2 separate regions of the Homo sapiens genome follow, and region 1 is linked to region 2. Evidence: read pairs that join two places in POLR2A ChIA-PET (ENCODE). Cell type or tissue: GM12878. All regions are shown on one strand. Links, peaks and the distances in the headings refer to the core of each region. The heading gives the core; the rest is flanking DNA.

Region 1 (15,166 bases), core at 2,289-10,288, 1.8 Mb before region 2:
GCTCAGAGTGAATAAGTGGCTTCAGGTTGAGGCCGACTTTTGGGAACACCCATGGGCTTTACCTGCTCAGAATCTACTCTTGGGGAGTCTTATATGGGATTGTAGAGGGGTCAACAAGTCAGAGATGGTCGTGTGACTCAAGGCAGGACAATCAGAAGCTCCTTCCCCAGACTTAGCACCTTTTTAAGAAAAGATTCTCTCTATTCTCTCTAAAATTTAGCATTTGTTTTTTAAGAGACAGGGTCTCCCTCTGCTGCCCAGGCTGGGGTGCAGCAGTGCCATCATAGCTCACTGCAGTCTTGAGCTCCTGGGCTTAAGTGATCCTTCTGCCTCAGCCTCCACATAGCTGGGACTACAGGCACTGTGCCTGGCTACTGTTTTTTTTTAAGGACAGGGTCTCACTATGTTACCCAGGTGGGAAATTTGCATCTTTTACAGAGTTATTCACCCCATCTCTGGTGTCCTGAAGGAAACAGTCATTAGTCCCTGCTTCCTAGATCCCTAGAATTCATTTGGTTTCAGGACTTTCTAAAGCCTGGTTCTTCATCTTTTCCTTCACATCTCTGTCCATCCCTCCCCCCCCATATCCTTCTAACAAATTCTTTTTTGCTTACATTAATCAGAGTTCATTTATGTTACTTGCAACCAAAGGATTCTAACTAAAGGATTTTCAAAGGATATGTTTCCTTCATCCACCCTTCCCTGTCACTTAGGTCTCAGAAAAAAAGAAAATTCCAGTGTTAACCACTTTCTCCAGCTGAACATTGTTTTGAGTAGTGGTATTTTGAAGGGACAGAGCAGAACAAATACATCAGTGAAGCACTCAGATGTCCTTAAATTAGTTCAACTCTTCTGGCCCAGATGAATTGCATTCCAGGGCTCCAAGAGATCTCACCAGTGAGATCACCAAACCACACTGCCTAGGATCCCAGAAGAATCCTGGAGAAAGAGAAACGCAGAGAGGTACGCAAATGTCATTTTTTTTTTTCAAAAAGAAAAAGAAACCGTGGCTTCTGCAGACAAAAGAACCAGCATAAGGAGATGGAGACATATCGGACTAACCCCATTTCCTTTTTAGTGTGTGTTTTGTTTTGTCCTTGGACAGTTGCTAATCTGGTGGACGGGGGAAGTGTGATGTGGAATATATCCCTGGAGTTTAACAAAGCATTCCTCAATGTTGCCTGTGATAGTCTTTTGGGAATGACGGAAAATATGCTGTCTTCTCAGAGTTTGGTGGATTAGTGACAAGTTAAACTTCCACAGCCACATGGTACTACTTAATACAATTTGTCTTTGTGGCACTTACAAGTAAAATTACGTATATAATTGTTCCATATCTGGCTTCCCTGGTAGGCTGTGGGATCTGTGAGTGAGTGGTTGGAATCTGTCTTGGTCACCATTATATCCCACACCTCGCATTGTGCAGAGCACATAGACAGGGGTCCAAAAAATGACTGCATGCGTGTGTAAATGAGTTGATCAATCAATGAATATATGTCAACCTTAAAGGGACCTCTAAAAGAGTGGCAAACATAAACGCCTATGGGGCCCGGCCAGTCACATAAAATGAGGCATATAGCATGACTAGGGGAGCCCATATCCACCCCAAAAAGTCAGCTACTTCTCAGTTCTAGCCCTGGTGCCATGAAGGAATGCAGACTTGGGCTGTCAGTTACGACACTTTTTCAAAAGATACCTAATACTGGTATTTCGTTATGAAATATCCTACTTTTAAATATGGGTCATGCATATATATATATGATATACACACATATATGTGTGATATACACACATATATGTGTGATATACATACATATATGTGTGATATACATACATATATATGTGTGATATACATACATATATATGTGTGATATACATACATATATGTGTGTGATATACATACATATATATGTGTGATATACATACATATATGTGTGATATACATACATATATGTGTGTGATATACATACATATGTGTGTGATATACATATGTGTTTGATATACACATGTGTGTGATATACATACATATGTGTGTGATATACACATATGTGTGTGATATACATCATATATATATATATATATATATATATCTTTTTAGTTGAAGCAAAACATGTCTAGGAAGGGAAATTCAATCCTTGGACACCCGCTGGTAAGCTCTGCTAAAAAGGGTCCCTGGGTCTTCCTCCTCAGTCTTGTCTCATCCAGTATTTTTTTTATCATAAGACACAGAGAGGCTGGGCATGGTGGTTCACGCTTGTAATCCCAGCACTTTGGGAGACTGAGCTGGGAGGATTACTTGAGCTCAGGAGTTCAAGACCAGCCTGGGCAACATAGTGAGACCTCATCTCTACTAAAATTCAAAAAAATTAGCCAGGTGTGGTGGCACGTGCTTGTAGTCCCAACCACTTGTGGGGGCTGAGGCAGGAGGATCGCTTAAGCCCAGGAAGTCGAGGTTGCATTGAGTCCTGATCGTGCTACCACACTCCAGCCTGGGCAACAGAGCAAGACCCCGTCTCAAAAAAAAAAAAAAAAAGGACATAGAGAAAGGATCAAATGAGTTGAATTCAAAAACAACACATGGCTGAAAAGATGGGTGATCAGGCTGGAAGACAGATGTAGGACCTTAAACATAAGTAACAGAATGGATTTAACATGAGCAAGTATTAAGGTCCAGAAACCCAATTTACAAGTCCAGGAACACAAGTTAGATTAAGAGGTTTTCAGATTAAGTATTTGTGAATCACTTAAGGATTTCATCAGATGAAAAGCTCAGTGAGTCAGCAGTCTGAGAGGGCTGCCAAAATAGTTGATGATTTTAGATTAATTGAAGTGCATTATCTACATCAGTGATTACACATTGGTGGCCCACATTTTGTTTGGCCTGCAAGTTGGTTTTTAGTTTTTTAAAAATAATGAACTTACCAACACTTCACAATTAGGAAAGCTCCCATAAATATACTCATTTCCTGCCTCTCTTGGGGCAAAACAAAAAAAAAAAAAAAGAGAGAAGAATCTGGTGATGCTAGGCCTGTGTGGGTACACCAAAAAATAAGTATGTTTCAAAATATTACATACTTATTTGTATGCTTATAAAAACTCTTAAGGTTTCATTTACAGGCATTTCTTATATCTAGGACGTTTCACACATCTAAGACAGTTGCCTGGCCCCTGTAGGAATTTGAATTTGTAACCCCAAATCTAGAACATGAGATGTGATGGTTCATCTCTACTCAGTGATAGGCAGAATCTAGCTGACACGTTACATGGGATTTCAGAATTTGTGTTTTATAAGGCACACGGACTAGGTGGAAGTTTGTGGACAGGTGAAAGAACTTTTAGCTCATCCATAGAACAAAATCCTACGCTGCCGTTTTTTCAAATGTCTATCTCTTCTGACACGGAAAGACAGACATTGTTAATGAAATCAGAAAGCTGTACAACTGAATATTTAGCCTAATACTATTTTAGTAAATACATGTGTACGTGGGTGTAGGTGTGTATTTTTTATAAGCATAGACAAGCAATTTTCCCTTCCAACTTTGAAATTCAAGGGTTCTGTGAGATTTCCACATTCTTGACAGCCAAATATAAGATCGGGAAGTGACCGAGTGATTTACAGAGGCAGGAGGCAAGAATCTAGTATCATTAGAGGTAAATGTGCTAAAGGGTATTTTAAAAATAATAATTTTCATGAGACTGAGTAGGAGTGTATATTTGAAAACCTTGAAAAGCAGGATGAAGAGTGGGACCCAGAAGCAGATATACTGACAGTGGCTAATTCTAGCTGACATCTCTTAAGGTCTCAGCTCATGCCTGGCAGACTTTCCTGAAACTGCTCCTCTCACCTGCAAGGGTGGAGCCCAGCTATAGCATCTTCCATGTCCCTATCCACTGGCTTCTGACTCAATGAAGGGCAATCAGATTATCCCAGAAGTTTGGAATTAGACTTAAGAAATGCTATCTGTCCCAGTTGGGAAGTAAGTGTGAAGTATGGCCAGAAAGCACATGGTTGACCCATTGCAAACACAGGCCAAGAAAGACCATCAACAGAAAAAGGAGAAAGTCAGACCTGCAGGAACCAAAGAAGAACCAGAAAACCCATGGTCCAAAAACAAAGAGAAGCTGAAATCGCACAGCTGCCTGCATTCCCGATAAGTCTTCCATTTTTCTTTTTTTCTTTTTTCTCTCTTTTTTTTTTTTGACAGAGTTTCACTCCATCGCCCAGGCTGGAGTGCAATGGCACGATTTCGGCTCACTGCAACCTCCACCTCCCAGGCTCAAGCAATTCTCCTGCCTCAGTCTCCTCCCAAGTAGCTGGGATTACAGGCGCCCACCACCACACTCAGCTAACTTTTTTTTTCTTTTTTTTTTTTTTTTTTTTGTGTGTGTGTGTGTGTGTGTTTTTAGTAGAGACGGGGTTTAGCCACGTTGGCCAGCCTGGTCTTGGACTCCTGACCTCAGTTGATCCACCCACCTCGACCTCCCAAAATGCTGGGATTACAGGCATCCGCTACCACACCCAGCTAATTTTTTTTTTATTTTTTATTTTATTTTTAGTAGAGTCGGGGTTTCACCATGTTGGTCAGGCTGGTCTTGAACTCCTAACCTCAGATGATCTGCCCGCCTCGACCTCCCAAAGTGCTGGGATTACAGGCATGAGACACCACGCCGGGCCAAGTCTTCCGTTTTTCTAACCAGTTGCTCCTGAAGCCCAGCTGAAGTTCCTGCTCTTCAATCACACATGATAACCTCCAATAATAATAATAATAATAATGGCAGCAGGAGCTCCTACTCAGAGATGCTCACCATCTGCTCAGCAATCAGTGCTTTCCATACACAAAATTTAGTTTTCCTGACAACCCTGTGAGGTAGTTCATATTTTTACACTTTGCTCTATTTTTGTAGGTGAAAAACTGAGGCACAAAGAGGTTAAGTAACTTCCCAAAAGTGACCCAACTAGGAAGTGGCAGAGCCAGAATCTGAACCCAAACAGGATACCTCCAGAGACCTTATATTTAACTTTTATTTATTAATTTTTTCTTGTTTTTTAGATAAAGGGTCTTGCTCTGTCATCCAGGCTGGAGTGCAGTGGCACAATCATAGTTCACTGCAGCTTCCAACTCCTGAGCTCAAGCGATCCTCCCACCACAGCCCCCCGAGTAGGTAGGACTACAGGTGCACACGACCGCACCAGCTAATATTTTTAAAAATTTTTTGTAAAGACGAAGTCTTGCTATGTTGCCCAGACTGACATTTAACTATTAACTATTCCACTTCTTGGTCTAAGTTGGCCTAAGTGAATTTCCACAACTTGTGACTCCAACAGAGAGACATGGAGAAGCCACATGGACTCAGGGAAAAGCAGCCACCTGGAAGTGCTGTAACAGGAACGCTGCCAGTTCTTCCTGCTAAGTTGGCCAGCAAGAGACCATTTCTTGGAACTGGGGTGGCTGCTGGCACCAAGGCCTGCAGTCACAAGAAGAGCCGTGGCAAAGCCACTCAGGCCTTGATGTAGCATGTTCTTGACAATTATGTGTGTTGAGCACCCCCTGAGTGCCAGCCACCATTCTGGGAGCTGGAGAAGTAACAGAGAACAAGACAGGCAAGGACCCCGCTCTCCCAAAGCTTACATTCTAGAAAAGGAAGTCAAACTAATATTTTAAACAGTTACAGATGCTATGAAAAGATTTAAAAAAAAAAAAAAAAAAAAAACCTGTATAACTTTGGGAGGCTGAGAGGCTGAGTTGGGCAGATTGCCTGAGGTCAGGAGTTCGAAACCAGCCAGACCAACATGATGAAACCCTGTCTCTACTAAAAATACAAAAATTAGCCAGGCATGGTGGCACATGCCTGTAATCACAACTACTCGGGTGGCTGAAACCAGAGAATCACCTGAACCCAGGAGGCACAGGTTGCAGTGAGCCGAGATTGTGCCCCTGCACTTCATCCTGGGCAACACAGTGAGACTCCGTCTCAAAAAAAAAGAAAAGATAAAAAAAACAAGGTGATGGGATTAGAGAATGCTGGAAGGGTAGTCAGGGAAGGCTCAAAGAGGTGATACTGGAGCTAAAATGAAAATGATGGGAAGGATCCGACTAATGCCATGATCCTGGGGAAGAGAGACAGAGGGGGACAGGGGCAGGAACGAGCTTAGAGAAGTCAAAGAAGAGAGAGAAGGCAGAGTGCCTGGAGCACACATTCATTCCACGGTCTCTGCTGGGCAGGCAAATCCTTCACGGGCCAGGCATGTGGAGAGAAAGATGACTATGATTCAGCCCATTGGCTCATATAACTGACAGGCTGGTGAAGGAGCCAGCATGGCAGGCTGCACTTGACCACTCTTCATTCCTCCCTAGAGCCACACCCTTGCTATGTGACTCTCTCCATAAGAGATACAGCCCATCCCCCATGTCTTGAATCTGAGAAGGCTTGGGACTTGTTTAGGGCCCGTATGCAGAATGCAGTGGAAGAGACGGTGCAGCAGTTCCAAAGCTCATCCTGCAGTACCGTTGTGTTCTCAGACCCTTTGAACTGGGCCCATCTGCCCTGTGAACAAGCCCAAGTGGCCTGCTGGAAAAGGAGACCCACGGGGTCCAGGCCCCCTATTGCTCCAGCTAACACACATCTAAGTGCCAGATGTGCAAGTGAAGCCATCCTAGACCAATCAGGCCCCAGATAACCTGCTAGCTGACCAAAGACACACGAGCAAGCCCAGCCGAGATCAACAGCATTGCCCAGCTGATCTGTAGACTAGAGTGCAGTTTAGAGGTAGTTTGTTATAAAGAAGAAGCAAATTCATACACCAGGGTGGATGCCTGAGAAAGTGTGGGAACACAGTCAGAAACAGCTTGCTTTGTGGCTGTACCTGACAGCCCTGCCAGGGTCCTGATCAACCTACGTGCAGGTAGGTCCTGATGTGGCCCCAGGCTGATGCCCTGAAGCAGCTACCACTCTGGCATGCCACAAGAAAGTGAAGCACCTAATGGCTTCGTTTAAAAGTCCCAAGTGAGCAGTTAGAAGGAAACTTTGCTTTAGGATGTTGCCTCTGGAATCAAACAGACCTGACTTGAAGCCCCAATTCTGCCTCTTTCTAGCTAGGATAAGTTGTTTAGCCTCTCCAAGCCTCTGTTTCCTTATCTGACAATAGATTAAATAACTAAAGTATCTTGAAGAGTACCTGGCACATACCACATGCTATATACATGTTTCCAGTTATTATACATGAACCAAAGAAAGGGACACCCCCCATTGTAATGAACATATCACTCATTGGTGATATCTGAAAGAATTTTATATGGAATACAGATGACACTCATCACACCAAGCCATACTAGGAAGAAATTGTTCTTCTGATTCTTTTTTAATCTTCCTGATTTATCAAAGGAGAAAGTATCAGTTTGGTGCTTGTATGTTTTGAACACCATTCTAATATTTGCCAAACTCCTTTTTGGAACATAGAGAGACGATATTTCAAAATCAGATTCTTGTCTGCCAACAGTACCTAGCTAGAACTTCATAATATTGTTTAAATTACCCTTTTTTTTTTTTTCAGATGGAGTCTCACTCTGTCGCCCAGGCTAGAGTGCAATGGCGCGATCTCGGCTCACCGCAACCTCCGCCTCCCAGGTTTAAGCGATTCTCCTGCTTCAGCCTCCTGAGTAGCTGGGATTACAGGCCTCTGCCAGCATGCCTGGCTAATTTTTGTATTTTTAGTAGAGATGGAGTGTCACCATGTTGGTCAGGCTGGTCTCAAACTCCTGACCCCAGGTGATCCGCCCACCTCAGCCTCCCAAAGTGCTGGGATTACAGGCGTGAGCCACTGCTTATAGTTATGAATTATTTGTGATGACACTGTTTTTCTATTTATACGATGATAAAATTTCCTTCAAAATAAATGGGTTGAAATGAAAAAACAGACTCTTTAAAGAAAAATATTATTTCCTGTTCTATATCTTTGGTAGAAAAAGATTTATTTAAAAGAAAAAAGGACAGACAGCACACAGACACAGAAAATATGATGTAAGTTAGAATGGAATATTAGGGAAGACTGAAATAAGAAAAAGACCATGGATAGGATTGGGAGTTCGACCTGGCTCAAGCTCCAGCTTAGTCAAGTTACTGGCTATATGACTGTATTAGTCAGCTTTTGGTAGGTAAGTGCAATAATAAGCAACCCCAAAATTCTAGTGACTTACAATATTCGAAGTTTAGCTCTTACTCGTGCTACGTGTCACTGCAGTTGTCTGTGGCTCTGTGATTCTACTTCCTGTGTCTTTTCCATCCCAGGACGCAGCTGAGGCAACAGCCCTTTCTTGGTCTTGTGGCAGAGGTGGGAAGAACAATGGCTAAACCACACAATAGCTTCTCAAAGCCTCTGTTTAAATGTAGAGTAGATTGTGTCTGCTCACGTTCCATTGGCCAATGCTCCACATCAGTGGGAAGGAAAGTGTGTCCCTTCTGCAAGTAGACATGTATGTCACATAGCCATGTGTGAAATGTATAATCCTTGTATGAGGTGGGAGCAAATAATTGAGACAACAACACAATCCACCACAGGGACCCTGGGCAAGTCGCCTCACTTCTATTTCGGCATCTGTGAAATGGGTCAAGCTCAATACACAGGCATTCTCTCTCCCTTTCTTATTTTCTGAGATTCATTCAGGGAAGCTCAAATCAACATTAGAAAGTTCTTGGGAGACCAGCTGTACTGAAAAGTTTGATTCAAGATTGTAATCAGCCAAAAACAAACCCAAGTGGACCTGATGCTTCGTGTGAGATGGGTACCCTTGGCAGCCGGCCCCAGTCTCCATCCCCACAAGCCATTCATGTCACCACTTTATAAAAATCTTATTAGACAAACTCTTACCAGTTCTGAAACTAAAGAGAAAATGGAGGGGAAATGGTTCTATTAATTGATATCAAGACATTAATGTGGTGATTAAGAGCATGCGTTTTGTTATTTAAATCATGGCTCTGCCATTTACTTGTTACATCACCTTGAGCAAGTCAAATAACTGAGCCTCAGGTTATTTATCCATAAAATGCAGACAATCAATTATGTAACTGATAGGTCATTGTGAAAATCAAATAAGATAATTAATGTGTATAACTTATCATCTGCCTGCCCCAAATAAATGCTCAATAAATAGAAATTCTTACTAATGCCAGTACATGTCCCAGAGAATAAAAGTTCAAGTATTTCAAATTGACATTTGGCACTCAGAATAGGGAAGTCCTTGCTTATGCCAGCTGTCTAAGTCTGAGTTTTATTTTTTGCTTCCCATTCTGCAAAACGGGTCAGTGCACTGCTCCCTGGAAATCCCACAGGGATGGCCTGACCTTGCCTCTATTTGTAAAGGATTTTCAATATTTTTTGCAGGACCTGAAGAAATATAAAGTGCAGGGGCCATTTCTGAAAGTGATAAATGGATGTGGACCATGGCTACATTGGTTTTTTCAGCCTTCAGTTCACAAGGATAGGTCAGCAAAAGGCTGAGGTCAGTGTATAAGGAGATCTTCAGAAAACAAATCCGTAGGGGAAGATCTACATCTACCATTCTTTGGAGCCAGATCTCCCCTGTTTTATGTGTGATGGATGCTTTTAGCAACCAAGTTTATTCCAACTCCCAGCTGCAGGACTTGTCGCCAATTACTTGGAAAGAGATGAATAATTAAAGACTTCTCTCTAGAGGGACCAAGCAGAAGTGTTTGGCTAACAGGGAAAAGTTAGCAATAATAATCTCCCTGTGGCTCACAGCAGTTTGGTCTACTTCTAAGTCTGCTCAGAGATTCAAAGTCTACCCAAGATTGCACAAGTTGTGACCCTGAGCCTCAGTCTTCACATCCTTAAAGTGGGAATAATGAACTGTTTGGAAACACTTTGTTAGGCTTCAAGAGCTAAACCAATAATAAGGGAGTCTGTCATTCCCTTATGGCACTAAAGTGACACAGGACCCAGGACTTGATGAAAATAGACAACACAAACACAAACAACGAGCAAAGGATCAGTGTCTAGTAGATTGAAATAAAAATTATTACAAATCAATATGAAATTATAAAAAAGTGGGGAGGGAGACATTCATAGAAGATGAAATACAATTGTCCAATAAATATGTAAAAAGATGTTCAGTCTCACTAGTAAGAAGAGGTGGCTGGGAGTAGCGGCTCACGCCTGTAATCCCAGCACTTTGGGAGGCCGAGGCCGGTGGATCACCTGAGGTCAGGAGTTCAAGACCCACCTGGCCAACATGGCGAAACCCCGTCTCTACTAAAAATACAAAAAAAATCAGCCAGGTGAGGTGGCAGTAATCCCAGCTACTAAGGAGGCTAAGGCAGGAGAATCGCTTGAACCTGGGAGGCGGAGGTTGCAGTGAGCTGAGATCATGCCACGGCATTCCAGCCTGGGCGACAGAGTGAGACTCGGAAAGTAAGAAAGGAAAGAAAGGAAAGGAAATGAAGAAAGAAAAGAAAGAAAGAAAGAGAAAGAAAGAAAGAGAAAGAAAGAAAGAGAGAGAGAGAGAAGGAAGGAAGGAAGGAAGGAAGGAAGGAAGGAAGGAAGGAAGGAAGGAAGGAAGGGAAGGAAGGGAAGGAAGGGAAGGAAGGGAAGGAAGGGAAGGAAGAAAGGAAGGGGAAGGGAAGGGAAGAGAAGAGAAGAGAAGGGGACAGGAAAGGATCATTAAAATTAAATGCCATTTTTCTCCCATCAGATTGGCAAAAGTGTTAAGGCCTGATAATATCATGGTCTGGGAAAGATGCAGTGAGACGGAAACACACACTGCTGGTGGGAGTATACAGTGGTCCAGCTATTCTGGAGAACATTTGGCAAAACCTATTAAAAGCTGAATCGTGTATACCCCAGGGCTAAGCCATTATACTTCCGAGGAACACGAGAAACACTTGCATATTGATGAGATGTGTAGAAAGATGCTCATTGCCATGCTGTTTGTAATAGACACAACCCCTCCAAAAAAGAATCTAAATGTTCATCAACAGGGAAGTGGCCATATGCATGGGAGAAAGTTCAGACTTTGGAATGCTACAGAGTTCTATAAGAGACACCAAATTTACAAACAATAGGCTTCTGGGGAAGGTAGAGGGGACTAAATTGAGACGTCAAAAGAGTTAAAAGGTCTTCAATCTTATCTATGTTGTGTAATTTATCCTGATGAGATTGTACTTATGCATTTCTTATGAACTTAAATTTTTTAACACAGCAGGACAATGTCACTATATCATCTATGCTGGGTCACAAAATCTAGCTGACTCCAGAATCAGCAGAAGATACGTGTATGGGGATAAACATGGCCATAATGATTACCCCATGACTGAGGTTTCTACCTCCCCTGATGTTTTCTCTTTACTCTCAGAAAGAAACAGTCAACCAAGGCACACTTGGCTTTTGCCAGTCTAGTAACCTAGAGACCTAAAGGATTAATCCCTTCCCAGGGGCGATAATTAACATTTTCTAATGAAGGCAATTTACAATCAATCAAGTTAACAACTGCTGTTCTTATCCTACTTTCTTTCACTTAGGTGTGAAAAGACAGGAAGTACTTGAAGGGTGGGGTAGACTCAAAGGATAGAATCCCACAGGATCCCATAGAGCCCGGGGGCAATTTGACCAGGAAGGGGTTCTGAACTCCAGAAGAGGAGGATGGAGAGTGGAAACACAAAGACTAAAAGGCAGGCTCTAGCATGACATCCAGAGAGAGGCCTCCCTCTTCTGGGCTTAAGCCTACTCTCCCAGAACCTTCACTCAGCTCCTTGCATCCCAAAGGGCAGAGTCTAGGCTAAGCATAAAGGATCCAATCTATGCAATGGAGGGAAGTAAGTGTCCAACACAGAGGCACCTGATGAAATACAGCGACCAGCCCAAGAAGAGCCCCTTGGGGCTCTGTTTCTTACATTAGGAAATCTCAATTTCAGCCTGCACAACATGGCAAAACCCCATTTCTACAAAGATAGATATATATTTATATATAAAAATTTAAATATACATATACACACACACACACACACACACACACACACACACACACACACACACACACACATATATATATATATATATATATATATATATATATATATATATATATATATATGCCGGGCATTGTTGTACATGCCTGTAGTTCCAGCTGCCCTGGAGGCTGAGGTGGGAGGATCACCTGAGCCCAGGAGGTCAGGGTTGCAGTGAGGTGTGATTGTGCTACTGTACCTCAGTCTGAGTGACAGAATGAGATCCTGTCCAAAAAACAAACAAACAAACAAAAAACCACACACACACACACACACACACACACACAAACAAAACAGAAAATAAATCTTGATTTCTATTTCTTCCTCGTTCAATCTTGTGAGGTTGTGTGCAAAGGAAATTTACCCATTTCCTCTAGGTTTTCTAACTTGTGTGCATAGAGGTGTTCATAGTCATCCCTGAGGATCTCCTGTGTTTCTGTGGGATCAGTCATAATGTCAGCTTGGTCATTTCTGATTGTGCTTATTTGGATTGTGTCCTTTGCAGCAACATGGATGCAGCTGGAGGCCATTATCCTAAGCAAATTAATGCAGAAACAGAAAACCAAATACCACATGTTCTCACTTCGAAGTGGGAACTAAACATTGGGTACACAGGGGCATAAAGATGGAAACAACCGACACTAGGGACCCCAAGAGGGAGAGGGCATAGGGGAAGGGGGTCAAAAAACTACCTATCAGATGCTAGGTTCACTATGTGAGTGGCGCGACCAATAGAAACCCTAACCTTAGCATCACGCTCCATAACCACGTAACGAAACTGCACATGTACTCCCTTAATCTAAAATAATTTAAAAAAAACAAAAAAAGAAATCTCAGAGGCCCTGGTCGTGAGAAGCACCCAGCCTCCACTCAGGGATGGAGGGATACAGAAGCAAACTCCACCTTCCGTTTCCTGTTTGATCACAGCAACTCCCAATGCAGGTCTCTGCTATAAGAAGTAGATACAGGTTTTTTCTTTTCCATCACTTATCATAATCTAGAACGACCTCTTATTTTGTTTGTTTGTAATCTTGTTTATTATCTGTAGGTTACATGAGGAGCAAGGGCTATCTTGCCTATTGCTGTATCCCCAGTATACAGTAGGAGCTCAATAAATTTTTCTTTTCAAGATGAGTTCTCACTATACTGCCCTGGCTGGTCTCAAGATCCTGGGCTCAAGTGATCCTCCCGTCTCAGCTTCCCAAAAGACTGGGATTGCAGGCGTGAGCCACTGTGCCCGGCAATAAATATCTTTTCTTAATCTCGAAGGTGAGGATACTTCTAGCAATACAGCAATAAGCCTGAAACACAGTACCTGAGGGTGGGAGAGCTCACTGAGCAGAGATGGTGTTTAGGAAAGAAGTAGAAATGCCTCTACTTCGGAAGGGACCATTTCTGTTCCTAAAATAAATAAAATCATATGATTTTCCTAGGACTATTTTTTGTGGCTCTATGGGTTAAGAGTCAGAACCTTCATGTTAGTCGCCCTACAAAGGAACAAGGGAGATCCTTATTACTAAGTTTTGAAGTTTGACCTCAGCTTAGCTAAGATTTTACTCTGTACCCATTACTGACGGGCTGGTACAAAAATAAGAGCAGTAACTTCCTCTTTTATTTAAACAAAGAGAGAGAGAGAGAGAAATAACGTACTGAACTCTGAACTTCCTCTCTTTTAACCACAACTTACTACTGACTTTTACTTTGGTAAAAAGATTACCAAATCAGGCACATTCTTGGTGCTGATGGATAGTTTCTATCCAAAACTCTGCCTGGAACATTGTCTACTAATACCAATTTTAATATAGGAGCCAGTCCAGGAACCCTGATTGGAAGCGGACAAGACTGACTCCAGGCTGCCATAAAACTGCCCAGCTCAGCTTTGGGGCTGCTACAGTTACATTTACAGGATAGACACTTTCCATACGAAAATGAAACTGCATTCAAAATGCAATTCTATTTCGAGGCACAAATCCACAGCTAGATAGGGCAGAGGAGCTGGGACATCGGGTGCAGCAGCCTAAGTTTGGCCCCAAGCTCTGCCACTTAAGAGCTCTGTGACATTGTATTACAGGAAAGGAGTCCTGATCCAGACCCCAAGAAAGGGTTCTTGGATCTTGCACAAGAAAGAATTCAGGGTGAGTCCACAGTGCAAAGCAAAAGCAAGTTTATTAAGAAAGTAAAGTGGTGAAAGAACAGTTACTCCATAGACAGAGTAGGGGGTTCCTAAAAGTAAGAGAAGGAGCACGTCCACCCTAGGTAAAATATTCGTGTGTGTGTGTGTGTGTGTGTGTGTGTGTATGTGTATATATATGTATATATATACACATATATATGTATGTATATATACACATATATACGTATGTATGTATACACATATATACATATATATGCATGTGTATATATATACACATACACATGCATATATATGATTATATGATCATATATGTTATATATTATATAATCATATATATAAATCATATATATATGATTTTAAAAATCATGGAGAGATGTGTTCTGCTACAAGGGTTTGTGATAAAGGATTAATTTTCTTAATTACTCTGTTTTGCAATAATCAATATTATTATCCTTAAAGCAAAATTAGGAATGCCTTTGTTCTCAAGATATCGGGATAGCTGGACACTGCCAAGCCTGGCTCTGTTTAGTAAACATTATCAATCTGTTCCCTTAACTGTAGACATCTAGAGGCTAGGAATACCTTTCTTTCTGGGAATGCAGCCCAGCAAGTCCCGGTCTTATTTTCCTAGCCCTTACTCAAGATGGAGTCACTCTGGCTCAAGTGCCTCTGACAATTGGGGAAATGACTTCACCTCTCTGGGCGTTAGTTTTCCCATGTGTTAGACAGAAAAGAGTCTCGTTTCTGTTATGGGCAAGCAAGCTTCAGCTAGACCCAACCTTTCCATAGGTAACAAGTAAAAACTCTCAACGAAAAAAAAATTTTTTCCTGAAATTACTCGAAAGTGAACAAAAGAAAGCAGATTCTGCAGAGAGGTTGAAACTTGGAAGAAGGGAATGGTCATTTTACAGCTTTTCCCCTGAACGCAAGCTGCTGTCAGCTAAAACTTCAACATGAAGCCTCAAGTCTTTCTGGTGTACAGAACCAGAGGACAGGTTTCAGGTCACTCACGGC
Region 2 (15,166 bases), core at 3,214-11,213:
TTTCTTCAGTTTTCTGAAGCATGTAATATTCGTAGCTATCTCTTCCCTTCCTGGAACTAAATGTCTTTACTTACCTTTTTTGTTTGTTCGTTTGTTTGTTTTTTGGAGATAGAGTCTCAATCTGTTGCCCAGGCTGGAGTGCAGTAGCGCGATCTTGGCTCACTGTAACCTCCGCCTCCAAGGTTCAAGCGATTCTCCTGCCTCAGCCTCCTGGGTAGCTGGGACTATAGGCGTGTCTTTGTGTCTTTACTTTCTTAAAACCATAATCCTGCTGCTTGCCTATCTCTAGGGCTGCAGCTTTTCTGTTGAATGTTGTAAATCCCAAGGCCCTTTATTCTTTCTAGAATTTTAGCCTTCTTCTCCATCTGCTTAGATGTTCTATTGCTTCTTTAAACATATAATGTATCTTACATGTAACCTTCTGACTTCCCCCATTTTGTTTCATTCATTCAGATATTTACTGCCCATCAGTGTATGCCAGGCACTGTTTCTTCTAAATCTGGTCATAAAAAGTTATTGAAGGCAGATACCTTCAATGACAATACTGTCACTCCATCAATCACCCAGTTTGGAAATCTTGGTATCATTCTTATTGCCTGCTTCTTATTATGCCCTCTAATATGTCAAAAATCATCCTTCTTTGTAATTTTTAAAATACTTTTAAGTTCAGGGGTACATGTGCAGGTTACATAGGTAAACTTGTGTTATGGGGGTTGGTTGTACAGATCATTTCATCATCCAGGTATTAAGCCTAGTACCTATTAGTTATTTTTTCCTGATCCTCTCCCTTCTTCCACCCTCGGATAGGCCCTAGTGTGTGTTGTTCCCCTCTTATGTGTCCATGTGTTCTCACCATTTAGCTCCCACTTATAAGTGAGAACATGATGTATTTGGTTTTCAATTTTTCTTATTTGTTCCTTCTGTTTCCATTGCTATCATTATTCCTGTCCAGATCTTTATGTCCTAATGTTGAAATCATTCCAATAATTTCTTAACTAGTTTCTCTACTTCCAGTTCCTACTATATTTCATTCATTCAACAAACAGATCCAATGCCTTCCATGTGCTAGGCACATTCTGGGTGCTGAGATATAGCAGTAGTAAGACAGATAATATTTCTTTTCTCATGAAGCATATATTCTAGTGGAGGGAGCCAGTAAAAAAGTGAACATATTAATAAGCAAGGTAATTGCAGTCATAAATGCCATAAGAAAAATCATACAGGGTAAGGCATTAGATAGGAGGAGGGAGTGCTGCTATCTTAGATTCAGGGTGGTTAGGGAAGGCCTGTCTGAAAAGGAGATATCCAGCTGAGACATAGATCCTACCACACTACTTATAAATGCATATTTCTAAAATACCACTTTTATGTTATCTCCTGGCTCATGAATTCTTTTTTTGTAAGAGACAAGGACTCATTATGTTGGCCAGGCTGGTCTCGAACTCCTGGCCTCAAGCAATCCTCCCACCTTGGCCCCCCAAAGTGCTAGGACATGTATGAGCCACCATGCCCAGCCTGCTCATGAACTTTTAAAGATACCCTACTAATGATAAGACAAAGGCCAAAATTCCAAACCTAACTTTCCAACCTAATTTTCTAAAAAATTCCTTACAGATTCTGCTTCAACTAGCATTTACTGAGTTGTTAAAGGCTGTATCAGGCGTAGAGCTTGACATCTTTTCCTCAAAATATACCCAGCTGAAAATCCCTAACAAGTATTATAATTTCCTTTTTATAGATAAAAAGGAAAGAAACTTGCCTAAGGTCACCTAGCTTATAAGTGACAGAATTGGGTCACAAATAATGTTAAAAACTGCTACTTATTGACATGTATCATGTATCCCAAACTATGCGTTAAGGAGTTCACTTGTCCATTTAATTCCCATCACTGAGAACAGATTATTATCATTAGAAAACTGATATGATTCAGTATGATTATTGTTAGGAAACTGAAGCTTAGAGAAGGTTGAATAATCTGCCTGAATAGATGATTATGATTAGAAAACTGATATGATTCAGTATGATTATTAGGAAACTGAAGCTGAGAGAAGGTTAAGTAATCTGCCTAACTCACTAAGCAGTCAAGATTAGACCTGAGACCTGACTTCAATGTCTATTACAGAGCACTATGCTTAGTTCATTCATTGCTTTCTCCCATGTCATTGCTTTCTCCCATGTCAGTTTTGGATGAACACAATGGTCTCCTTTCCCACATCTCTACCCAGACTACTAAACTCTGCTGGATAAAAGTACATAACTGTAAGATTGGCATCATTAAAAAATTTATGCTTTATGGACCCAACTAGCCCCTCAATACAACCCAGAAATCTGTTTTTTTAGCTGGCTCTCTCTTATTCTGTACAGTAGCTTTTCAACCATTTTTAAAATATATACTCTTTTCAAACTTCCTACCAGTATTATCACTCCCATTTCACTCCTAGCAAGTGACCCTTCTTGTTATCTCTATAAGTCACAGAGGTGGACTCCCTCAATTTCCTACCACCATTATCTGTAACCTAACTTCATCTTCATTGGTCCTCACTTCCTTTCCTCATGTCACAAAGTGTTTCTTGTCTCCTAAAATCTATCCCTCTGTTATGCTTTACCACTCTGGTACTATTAGGGTCCTTGATCTATCAACTTTGGTGCATTATCAATCCCTCCCTCTCTGCTGGCTCCTTCTCATTACGATGGATGTTGACTAACCTCACTATCCCTTGCACAGGCAAAATTCCATCTTCACTGTTGTCTTACTCTCCCTACTAGTTATTTTGCAACCCACTGTGAATGAGGCTCCTACTTTACCACTTCTCTGAAACGTCTCTCTCCAAGGCTATTAACAATCTCTTTAAGACTAATGTACTTTTCAATTTCATCTTGTTATACTGTGAAATAAATATTTGATTTTCATCAGGCTTCCCAACACAGCCCCTGAGATCCCTGGGATTTCCAGAGTGATGAGAGTTTCTTTTGTAGCTAATGAGATGGCTGGTGGCTGGCAGCCCCTATGTAGCTTCAGGATGGGGGCTGGTCATGGGAAAGATCAAGGCATGATTAGAAGACTGGGACTTTCAGTCCCACCTTGCCAACATCCAGGTAAGGGAGAGGGGCTAAAGGTTGAATTGCTCGTCAATGGCCAAGGATTTAATCAATCATGCCTATGTAATGAAGCTTCCACAAGACCCCAAAAGGATTGGGCTCAAAGAGCTTCTGGGTAGCTAAACACATGGAGCTTCCTGGAGGGTGGTATGCCAGGAGAGGGCACGGAAGCTTCCCGCCCCTTCCCACATGCCTTGCCCTATTCATCTCTTCATCTGTATTCTTTGTAGTATCCTTCATAATAAACCAGTAAAGGTAAGTAAGTATTTCCCTGAGTTCTGTGAGCTGTCCCAGCAAAGTAGTTGAAACTGAGGAGGAGGTGATGGGAAAGTTGATTTCTAACCAGTTGATCAGAAGCACAGGTAAAAACAACCCGAGGCTTGCAACTGGCTTAGGATTGGGGGCAGCTTGTAGGTTTGACCCCTCAATCTATGGGATCTATATGCCAGGTAGATGGCAACAGAACTGAGTTGAATTACAGGACACCCAGCTGATACTTGCCGTAGAATTGCTTGGTGAGTGCAGGAAAAACACACACTTGGTCACAGAAGTTTTCCGTGTTGTGAGAGCATAGTTGGAGAAACTGATTTCATACCTTAATTCCTTTTTGGCCAAGACTGCCAACCACTTCTTTCTTCTTGCAAATACATTTTCCCGTGGCTTCTATAGTATCAAATTTTTGTTTCGTTTTCCTTTTTAGAGACCAAGTCTCATTCTGTCACCCAGACTGGAGTGCAGTGGTGTAGTCCATAGCTCACTGCAACCTTGAACACCTGGGTTCAAGTGATCCTCCCACCTCAGCCTTTCCAGTAGCTAGGACTATAGGCACGAGCCAACATGCCTGGCTGGTTTTCCTCTTGAGTCTAGCTTTTTCTCAGCATCCTTAAAATGCTGGTGACCTTCAGGGTTCTTTCCTGGGTTCTCTTGTTTCTCCTTACTCTTCTTACTCTCCCTGGAAAATATTCCTACAATAGCTTCCAAAATCAGTCATAGGCTGATGACTTTTCATTCTGTATCTCCAATCCTAGTCTGACTTATGAGTTTCACCTGCCCACTAGGCAGATTCTCTGGTTTGACAACCTCTTCAAATTCAAAATATTAAATTCAGGATTCATATTAAAATAGCCTCCTACTGCCCTTACAATGGGGTCCAAATTCTTAACACAGTGTAAAAGGCCCTTCAGAAAACAATTTGGCAGTTTGTTAAACACTAAATTTGTGGCTGGGTATAGAATTACACCTGTAATTCCAGTGCTTTGGGAGGCCAAGTGGGGGTGGGGGAATACCTTGATGCCAGTAGCTGGAGATCAGCCTAGGCAACACAGTGAGATGCTGTCTCTACAAAAATTTAAAACTTAGCTGGGCACGGTAGTGCACACCTGTAGTCCGAGCTACTCGTGGGGCGGAGATAGGAGCATCACTTGAGCACAGAAGTTCAAGGCTACAATTAGCTGTGATTGGACCACTGCACTCCAGCCTGAGTGACAGAGCAGGACCCTGCCTCTAAAAAAACCCTAAAAACCAAAAAACAAATAAAAATTTTAGGCCAGGCGCAGTGGCTCATGCCTGTAATCCCAGCACTTTGGGAGGCTGAGGCGGGAGGATCTCCTGAGCCCAGGAGTTTGTGACCAGTCTGGGCAATATCAGGAGACCCTGTCTCCACAAAAATACAAAAATTAGCCAGGCATGGTGGTGTGCACCTATGGTTCCCAGCTACTCGAGAGGCTGAGGTAAGCGGATCACTTGGCCCAGGATGTCAAGGCTGCGGTGAGCCATGATTGGGCCACTGCACTGTAGCCTGGGAGAGAGAGCGAGACTCTGTCTCAAAAAATAAATAAGTAAATAAATAAATAAAATTTAAAAGACAAGGATTTCTACTTTTCCAAATTCTATTCGACATGTACTGGAGGTAACATCTAGAGCAATTAAGCGCAAAAACAAATTCTTTAAAACATTATTAGAACTAATAAGCTTAGAAAGATTGCAGGATACAAGACCAATATATAAAAATTAATTGTATTCCTATACACTAGCAGTGAGAAATCCAAAAACTAAGAAGGCAATGCATTTATAATATAACAGCAAGCAAACAACTACAAAAAAGTAACAACTACAACAAAACCCCAAAACAAGAAATCTAGGAATAAATTTAACTAAGCAGGTAACTTCCGATTTCCAGTCAGGCATGTAAGGAGGTTACAAGTTGTCATCCTCATTCATGGAATAAGAAAAATGCTGAACAAAATCAGTATAAACAACTCTTCTTAAATCCATCAGAGAACTGAAGACACAGGGCAAACCGCTGCCTGCAAAATTGGAAAGACAAACAGGTAGATACAAAAAATCACAAGTTATAGGTGCGGAAACCTCAAAACCTCCACAGAAACCTGAATGAAGGTAGGAAAATCTAACCTGTAAGAGGAATTCCTGAGGCTCAGTATGATTAAATCTGAGAGTTAAAAATTCCAGAGGGGCCCAGGCTTGAGCAAGGAGAGTGAGGGCACATTTTTGCATTTTATCTCTAGGAGCCCTATGAGGTCCTCACAGTGAAGATTAAAAAAAAAAAAAAAAAATCCCCTCCTGCTTCTGGCAGGGGAAAGGGGAAATAAGTCATTTTGAAATAAGCCCAGAGCACACTGTTTTCAACAAGGCGTGCCTGAAAAGAAACTATTTCACCGGAGCTGAACTGAATACCCAACTCCAGCCCTCTCTAGCTTTCCTGTCTCACCTAAGTGGGGCAAGGCACCAAGAAGCACTTGTGAAGATCACAGCCCAGGGCACAGGCTCACTCAAAGACTGAGATCTCCTCATAGGATTATAGAACTCTTCCCCTCCCCATGTACCTTACCGTCATTCATATTGACAGGACTCCTGTATGATCAAAGGGGAATATAACTCAAAGAACTGCAGATCTCAGGCCTTATTTAAGAAGTCTAGGCCAGGCGCCGTGGCTCACACCTGTAATCCCAGCACTTTGGGAGGTCAAGGAGGATGGATCACCTGAGGCCAGGAGTTTGAGACCAGCCTGGGCAACATGACAAAACCCCGTCTCTACAAAAAATACAAACAAAATTAGCTGGGTATGGTGGCGCATGCCTGTAGTCTCAGCTACCTGGGAGGCTGAGGTGGGAGAATCACCTGAGACTGGGCAACCACTGTACTCCGCCCTGGGCAACAGAGTGAGACCCTGTCTTTAAAAAAAAAAAAAAAAAAAAAAAAAAAAAACCCAAAAAAACAAACAAAAAAAACAGTTTCTAAACCCCAAAGACATCAAGGGAGATAAAATCTACACACAGGTATATCATATTCAAATTGTAGAAAATCAAAGATAAAGAGGAAATACTGAAAAAAGCCAGAGAAAAAACTACCTTACCTACAGAAGAGCAAAGATAAGAATTACATGAGACTTCTCATCAGGAATCACACGAGCAAGGAGAGAGGAGTGAAATATTTTAAGTGTTGAAAGAAAAATAACATGAACCTAGACTTCTGTATCCAGTAAAATTATCTTTCAAAAATGAAACAGAAATAAAGACTTTCTCAAACAAAAATTGAGAGAATTCTTCACCAGAAAGTTTGTCTTGCTAGAAATGATAACAGATAATCTTTAGAGAGAAAGAAAATGATTTCAGTCAGAAATTTGGACCTACATAAGGAAAGAAAGCACATTACAGAAGGAATAAATGAAGGCAAAATAAAATCTTTTTCTTATTCCTAACTGACAGACAACAGTTTGTTCAAAACAAATAATAGCAACAATGTGTCAGTGATTACAGCTTATGGATAAGTAAAATGAATGACAGCAATAAGGAAGAGGACAAAGGAATTGGGAATATTCTGTTATAAAGTAATTGTACTACTTGTTAAGTGGTATAGTGTCATTTGAAAGTGAACTTAGATTAGTTCTAAATGTACATAGAGTGTCCCCGTGGTCCGTGACTTACAGTTTTTCAACTTGACCATCGTGCAAAACCAGTATGTACTGGAGTACCTATAAAACCAGTTCGTTTTTCACATTTGGTGCCATATTCAATAAATTACAAGAGATATTCAACACTTTATTATAAAATAGCCTTGTGTTAGATGATTTTGCCCAACTATAGGCTAATGTAAGTATTGTGAGCATGTTTTTTATTTTATTTTATTTTTTTGAGATGGAGTCTCGCTCTGCCGCCCAGGCTGTACTGCAGTGGTGCATCTCGGCTCACTGCAAGCTCCGCCTCCTGGGTTCATGCCATTCTCCTGCCTCAGCCTCCCAAGTGGCTGGGACTACAGGCACCTGCCACCATGCCCGGGTGATTTTTTGTATTTTTTTTTTAGTAGAGACGGGGTTTCAAGGTTAGTCAGGATGGTCTCGATCTCCTGACCTCGTGATCTGCCCGCCTCGGCTTCCCAAAGTGCTGGGATTACAGGCGTGAGCTGGGCATCATGGCGGGTGCCTGTAATCTCAGCTACTCAGGAGGCTGAGGCAGGAGAATTGCCTGAACCCAGGAGGCCGAGGTTGCAGTGAGCCAAGAGCGTGCCACTGCACTCTAGCCTGGGCGACAGAGTGAGACTCCCTCTCAAAAAAACAAACAAAAAAAGTACAAGACTTGTACACTGAACACTATAAAATGTTGCTGAAACTAAAGATTTAATAAATAGAAAGACATTTCATACTCATAGATTAGAAGACTTAGACGATACTTCCAAGTTGATCTACAGATTCAATGCAATCCTTACCAAAAGCCCAGCTGGGTTTTTGTCATTGTTGTTGCAGAAATTGATAAGCTGATCCTAAAATTTATATGGAAATGCAAGGGACTCAGAATAGCCATAGAATTTTTTAAAGAGAGAAAAGTTGGAGGATTCAAACTTCTCAATTTCAAAACCTATAATACTACAAAGCTATAGTAATCAAGATAATGTAGCACTGGTATAAGGACATAGATCAATGGAAAAAAACTTGAGATTCCAGAAATAAACTCTCACATTTATGATCAGTTGATTTTCAACAAGGGTGACATGACTATTCAATTGGGAAAGAATAGTATTTTTGATAAGTAGCAGTGGGACAATTGGATATTCACATGCAAAAGAATGAGTTTGGACCCCTACCCACACCATATATAAAATTAACTCAGGCCAAGCAAGGTGGCTCACACCTGTAATGCCGAGACTTTGGGAGGTCGAGGTAAGAGGACTGCTTGAGGCCATGAGTTCAAGACTGGCCTGGGCAAGATGGCAAGACCCCATCTCTATAAAAAAATTAAAAAGTTAGATGGGCAGAGTAATGTGCACCTGTAGTCCCAGCTACTTGGGAGGCTGAGGTAGCAGGATACCTTGAGCCCAGGAATTCGAGGCTGCAGTGAGCTATGATTGGGGTCACTGCACTCCAGCCTGGGCAACAGAGTGATACCTAGTCTCAAAAACAAAAGAAAAGAGAACTGTTACAATTCAATATTAAAGACAAGTAATCCAATTTAAAAATGGGTAGAGGGCCAGGTGCAGTGGCTCATGCCTGTAATTCCAGCACTTTGGGAGGCCAAGGCGAGTGGATCACTTGAGGCCAGGAGTTCGAGACCAGCCTGGCCAACATGGCAAAAAGCCATCTCTACTAAAAACACAAAAATTAGCTTGGACATGGTGGCATGCACCTGTAATCCCACCTACTCCGGAGGCTTAAAGCACAAGAATCACTTGAAGCTGGGAGGCAGAGATTGCAGTGAGCCGAGATTGCTCCACTGCACTCTAGCCAGGGTGACAGAGTGAGAATCTCTCACCAAAAAAAAAAAAAAAAAAGAAAAGGGTAGAGGATCAGAATAGACTTTTATCCAAAGAAGATACAGAAATGGCCAATAAGCATATGGAAAGATGCGCTACATCATTAGTAATCAGGGAAATGCGCATCAAAACCAAAAGAGAAACTACTTCATACCCAACAGGATGGCTAGAATCAAAAACACAAATAACAAGTACTGGTGAGGATGTGGAGAAACTGGAACCCTCCTATACTGGTAACAGAAATGGAAAATGGTACAACCACTTTGGAAAACAGTCTGATAGTTCCTCAAAAAGTTAAAGATACAATGACTGTATGACTCAGCAATTTCATTGCTAAGTATATATGCAAGGGAAATGAAAATGTATGTCCATGCAAAAACCTGTACATGGTTCACAGAGGCGTTATTTGTAATAGTCACAAAAAGTAGAAAGGACCCAAATGTCTACTTACTGATGAATGGAAAAATAAAATGTGGTATATCTATACAATGAAATATCATTTGGTAATAAAAATGAAGTACTGATACATGTTGCAATATGTATGAACCTTGACATTATGCTAAGTGACAGAAGCCAGTCACAAAAGACCACGTTATCATTTCCTTTATATGAAATATCCAAATAGGTAAACTGTATGAAACAGAAAGTAGATTAGTAGTTACTTAGGACTAGGGTAGTTGGAGGGGTGCTAGCTAAAAGGTACAGGTTTTCTTTTTGAGGTGACAAAAATGTTTTAAAATCAACTGTGGTGATGATTGTATAACTGTGAATATGCTAAAGAAACAATGAAATGTACACTTTAAAGGGGTAAACTGTATGATGTGAATTATACCTCAATAAATCTGTTTTAAAAAGAAAAGTGGAATTATATTTCATTATAGCTCTTCATTACCTAGTCCCTGTTTCCCCATCCAGAGTCATCTGATGCCTCTCCTTCCCTCAAACTCCTCCTGTTACACTGAGCTTCCAGGACCCCTACATGTAATATATTCTTTTAAACCTCTGAGGCTTCCTTCTACCTGGAACATTCTTACGGCCCTTCCTTCTCTAGCCAAATCCTATCTGTTCTTTACATCTTGGCTTAGATGTCATTCCTCTATGTAGTCGTTTCTAACCTTCCATGCCTGAGTTAGAGGCACATCTAATATGCTTCAACTGCAATATGCACTTAACTACTATTTTAGCACTCTTCTTACTGACTTCCGGTCAACTGTTTAATTGTATCTCCCACTAAAACTGGGTCTTATTTATTGCAGGTTGGCCTAGAGAAGGTAAAACATACTTTTCAAAAAATGGGATAAACTAATCATAAATCAGAATCACTTTGATAATCATTTGTCAGCTCAGAAGAATGCTTAAAATAATAATAATAAAAAAAGACTGGGTGCAGTGGCTCATGCCTGTAATCCCAGCACTTTGGGAGGCCAAGGTGGGCATATCACTTGAAGCCTGGAGTTCAAGACCAGCCTGGCCCACATGGCAAAACTCCGTCTCTACTAAAAATAGAAGAATTAGCCAGGTGTGGTGAGCATGCCTGTAATACCAGCTACTTGGGAGGTTGAGAATCACCTGAACCTGGGAGGCAGAGGTCGCAGTGAGCCGAGATTGCGCCACTTCAATCCAGCCTGGGCAACAGGGTGAGACTCTGTCTCAAAAAACAGGGAGAGGAATAGTTAAAAATGAGTCCCAAACTGCTGGAAATATTTAATTGTGAAGAGAAAAGTACTGATGCATAATTTGCCTAAGAAATATGCACTTAATGTTCAGACACTAAGGAAGTTTGCAAAAGGAAAAATAGTGACACACACTGTCTTAACTGGATAGGCTTTGTGCAGACATACACTTTTAACTTGACTGTTTGGAAAATACGGTTTTGATTTTCAAATACGTTGACTGTATTTGAATCTTTTTCTACAGTGATGTATGATAGGTTCTGGATCCCAGTGAATATCTATCTGCCTGCAGAGTCAGACCCCAGAGAGTACTAAGGCTCAGTGCATTCTTATCAATTCTAAATAAGGGTGAAGGTAGAACAAATAGTACAGACTCCACCTAGAGTCTAAAATAACACAATGATGTCCTTTGTGTAGATTTCTTCAACCTTAAGTTTGAATGTGCTTCAATATGCAATTTTGCTAGGAAACTTCCAGAATCTGCTGGGGAGAGTAGAGTGGAGAAGCATGAATTTATGGTGAGAGGAGTCAGAAGAAAACAATATTTTGAGACTATTATTAATTTTTCTGTGAAGTTGTTTAGCAATCTGGTAACTCAGAAATTCTGGCCAGATGCCATGGCTCACGCCTGTAATCGCAGCACTTCGGGAGGTCAAGGCAGGAAGACTGTTTGAGCCCAGGAGTTTGAGAGCAGCCTGGACAACATGGTGAAACCCCACCTCTACAAAAAGCAAAATAATTAGCTGGGCATGGTAGTGTCCATGCCTGTAGTCCCAGCTATGGGAGAGGCTGAGATGGGAGGATCACTTGAGCCTAGGGCGTCAAGGCTGTGGTGAGCTATGATTGCACCACTGTACTCCAGGCTGGGCAACAGGGAGAAACCCTGTCTCTAAATAAATAAATAAATAAATTAGTTAATTAATTCTACTAAAAGTCCAAATAACTGCTTAAAAGCTTTTAAGAATGCAACAGCATTTTTCTGTCTAGCAGACTTAAGTGTGTAAAGTTACAGGTCAAGTGACTGCAAAGCCACATTTTGGTGACAAAATTGAAGGAGAGGAAAAAGCTTTAAAACTGGTGAATTCTGAAGAAAAGGAAAGAGAATTTTCTGAAGCTATAAGATCTACAATGACATACATGACAGTAAGGTATGCTGGATTTCTTCCCTAGACAGATGACAAGGCCAGAAGACTCTAAATGGCAACTCAAGAAATAACTACAGGCAACCCTATTTCATTTTATGAATCATACATGTATCTAACAGCCCAGAGAAAGAATGCTTTCAAAATTGGAGGTATTTAAAATGTCAAGAATGTATGTACATTAAACCATCTGACTTTTAGGACTTTTAAAAATATAAACATAGCCAGGCGTGGTGGCTCACACCTGTAATCTCAGCACTTTGGGAGGCAGAGGCAGGCAGATAACGAGGTCAGGAGTTCGAGACCAGCCTGGCCAACATGGTGAACCCCCGTCTCTACTAAAAACACAAAAATTAGCCGGGCATGGTGGCAGGTGCCTATAATCCCAGCTACTCAGGAGGCTGAGGCAGGAGAATCGCTTGAACCTGGGAGGTGGAGGTTGCAGTGAACCAAGACTGCACCATTGTACTCCAGCCTGGGCAACAAGAGCAAAACTCCATCTCAAAATAAATAAACAAACAAACAAACATAGCAGTGGGTACAGGAAATAATGCTCTGACAATATACACTCATCAAGCCTATGGGAGTGAGGGAAGGTTAAGTAGAGTATAAACATGGGAGAACATAAAACATGTAATTTACATCACCTTTGGAAAAGTAAAGTTGTAGAAAGAGAAAAATTAAAGAAAATATGACTGAGTAGATTACATATAATAATTCCTAGAAGAGGCTAAGTATAGTGAAAGGTCAATTAAAAAAGAAAGCAGTTGTTTTAGAAGTAAACACCCATCAGATGTTTATAGAGTAGTAATTATGTGATTCTGATGTTAAGATCCTCTCTTTTTAAGTTGTTTAATGGGTGTAGAGTTTTGGTTTTGCAAGATGAAAAGAGCTTTACAGATGGATCGGGGTGACGGTGGTAAAACAATGTGAATAAACTTAATGCCACTGAACTGTACACTTAAAAATGGTTAAGATGGTAAATTTCGTTATGCATATTTTATCAAAATTAAAAAAAAAAAACATAAAAAAGATCCTCTCTTTTCAAATTCCAGGGTCCAGTAGCCCTATCCATATTGCTGAAATGATTATAATAAAACAAATATTATAACTTCTACACTGCTTGCAACTGAGTAATCATAATAAAGGAAAGTTATATTTGTATGGATGGATATATATGCATACGCACACGTGTGTTTGGTATAATGATTATATTCTGAAAACTTGAAGAAGGGAAAACTCCAGTAGTTTAACTGAAGATAGAGATTTTTATTGATTATGACCCTATATACTTTACATCTTCTGGATAAAAGACATACATCTTTTCAAAATGGATGGTACAACCTAGGAAGAGAACTGACACCAATAAATTTGAACTATATAAATCTAATGACCTAAAAAACGATACATTTTAAAAATGAAAACTGTATCCAGATGTTCTTCCAAAAGGTTATAGTTAGCTTGCCACACAACTCCTGGAGACTGCTCTTTGTGGCTTCAGTGAGGCAACTGTCCCCAAAGGAATACAGATACTTTCATACTGAGGCAGAGAAACTGAAGGCAAGGGCTAGGGGCAGGAAACGAATGAGAAATTCAATTTTCTTGTCACTGCACAAGTAGAGTAGGTGTTTAGCAGCTTGCTTTCTCACTTCCCAAACAGAATCTTCAGTGTTTTGGTTCAGAAAAATCTATTTTTGTCCTAAATTCTACTTCAAAACCTTGAGATTAAAATAAAGGGCACTCTGATAAGAAATTTTCTGTCCCTATCACTCATAAATCTGGAGGAGAAAACGGAGAGGAAGAAGGATAAATAATAATAGCTGCCACTATATTTTGAGTGCTTTCTTAGTGCTGGGTGTAGTATTAAGTGCTTTATGTGTGCTCAAGTTAATTCTCAAAACAATTCAATAAGGAAACTCAGTAACAGGCTAAATGACAAGGTACCAGCTAGAAGGAGTTGGTTAGAACATGAACCAAGTCTAATTCCACAGGTGTGCTCAAAGTTTACTATGTAGGAATATTTTTGTATAACGGTTAAATTTTTCTTGAATGTTTGTCCAGAGAGTTAAAACTTTAGAAACATTAACAAAGATGTCTCATAAACACTGATTTCCCCAGACAAGTGGCGCATTTTCCACAAACCGCTATTTTGGACAGAAAATACTAAAATAATTTTCTCCAGGTGTTTAGAAACGCAGTTAACCTAATGAAAGCACTATAACACAGTTTTGCATTCTTACTAGTGATATAAAGCACTTTTTCAAATTAATCTGATTGCCCACCTTACTTCCTTTTAAAATTATATTGAAATCCTAGTCCTAGATTTTCTTGAGAATTTCTCTAGTATATTACATAGAATTATATTTTAAAGCCACACACTAAAGACAGTTTAGGAGTGATTTAAAAAATGGAATTTCACTTTGATTCTGTTAATTCAAGAAGAGGATCTTCAAACACTGTAATTTAAAAAAAACAGAGACTTGCTACACGAATACTTTAAGCAAGAGCTAAATTCCTGAACAGTTTAACTCCTCCTATCATTTTTACTCAGCAGAATTTCAAATAGCAGCTTGTGTACCCAAGTTATTTACATATTTTCTTCCTTAATCATCTCCTTTTCAAAGGACATAGAGTTCATTTAACAACCAGTTATTATGTCCTAGTTTTATTGCTATTTTTATTTGCTTTCTTTAATGAATGAATCATTTCCAAAACCAGTTTGTAAAGTAATACTCATTTCCGCTATTTCACGTAAAAAGCACAGGTCCAACAATTGCACTCTTTACCACCCCTTCCCGTATGTCTCACCACCAAATCACTATAAGACATCCTAAATTACAAACAGATTAATGTCTTTAAGAATGCAATTCTCAGGCTGGGCGCGGTGGCTCATGCCTGTAATCCCAGCTCTTTGGGAGGCCGAGGTGGGCGGATCACCTGAGGTCAGGAGTTTGAGATCAACTTGACCAACATGGTAAAACCCTGTCTCTACTAAAAATACAAAAATTAGCTGGGCTTGGTAGCACGTGCCTGTCATCCCAGCTACTCAGGAGGCTGAGTCAGGAGGATCACTGCAACCCGGAAGGTGGAGGTTGCAGTGAGCCAAAATCGCACCACAGCACTCCAGCCTGGGCGACAGAGTGAGATCCTGTCTCCAAAAAAAAAAAAAAAAAAAAGAATGCAATTCTCTCATATCCAACTTCCAGACTTAGTTATCATACAGACCATAAATAATTGTGACTTGGACACTAGCTAATATTCCAGGAACTAGTTATTGGTGAAGCAGGAGGAATTAGGAAAAAAGCTGTTAGGTCATCTAGGTCATCTCAGAATTTGTAAAGAATGGGTAGGTCAAATACCCCTTAGGAAAGCAGATTTCAAAAAACTAGGCCTGATTACATGGAATGAAATTATTGAAAAAAGGGGGTTCAAATGGTTACTAAGTTCTTGAAAATGTGGTTCTAATAATTACAGAGGGTGTTAATAAGA

What was found. Peaks named below come from ENCODE experiments on the same cell type or tissue, not always from the same donor. Only the 100,000 strongest peaks of a DNase experiment are listed, where the experiment ranks them.
Region 1: POLR2A ChIA-PET joins it to region 2 with 6 read pairs; 1 of 35 experiments calls an interaction of 5 or more read pairs at or near these places.

Annotation. Positions count from the first base shown.
Region 1 is chr16:23,862,405-23,877,570 of GRCh38, reverse strand. The region is part of intron 2 of PRKCB (protein kinase C beta); the gene reads right to left. Among named protein-coding and RNA genes, the nearest start is that of PRKCB, 34 kb to the right of the region's middle. RefSeq lists an enhancer at 11,165-11,811. In GM12878, for the core only: no CTCF peak of the experiment used is centred there; no DNase peak of the experiment used is centred there; H3K27ac peaks cover 1,034 bases.
Region 2 is chr16:22,025,903-22,041,068 of GRCh38, reverse strand. The region is part of intron 1 of MOSMO (modulator of smoothened); the gene reads right to left. Among named protein-coding and RNA genes, the nearest start is that of MOSMO, 25 kb to the right of the region's middle. RefSeq lists a silencer at 13,196-13,355 and an enhancer at 13,751-14,950. In GM12878, for the core only: no CTCF peak of the experiment used is centred there; a DNase peak (open chromatin) is centred at 5,748; H3K27ac peaks cover 557 bases.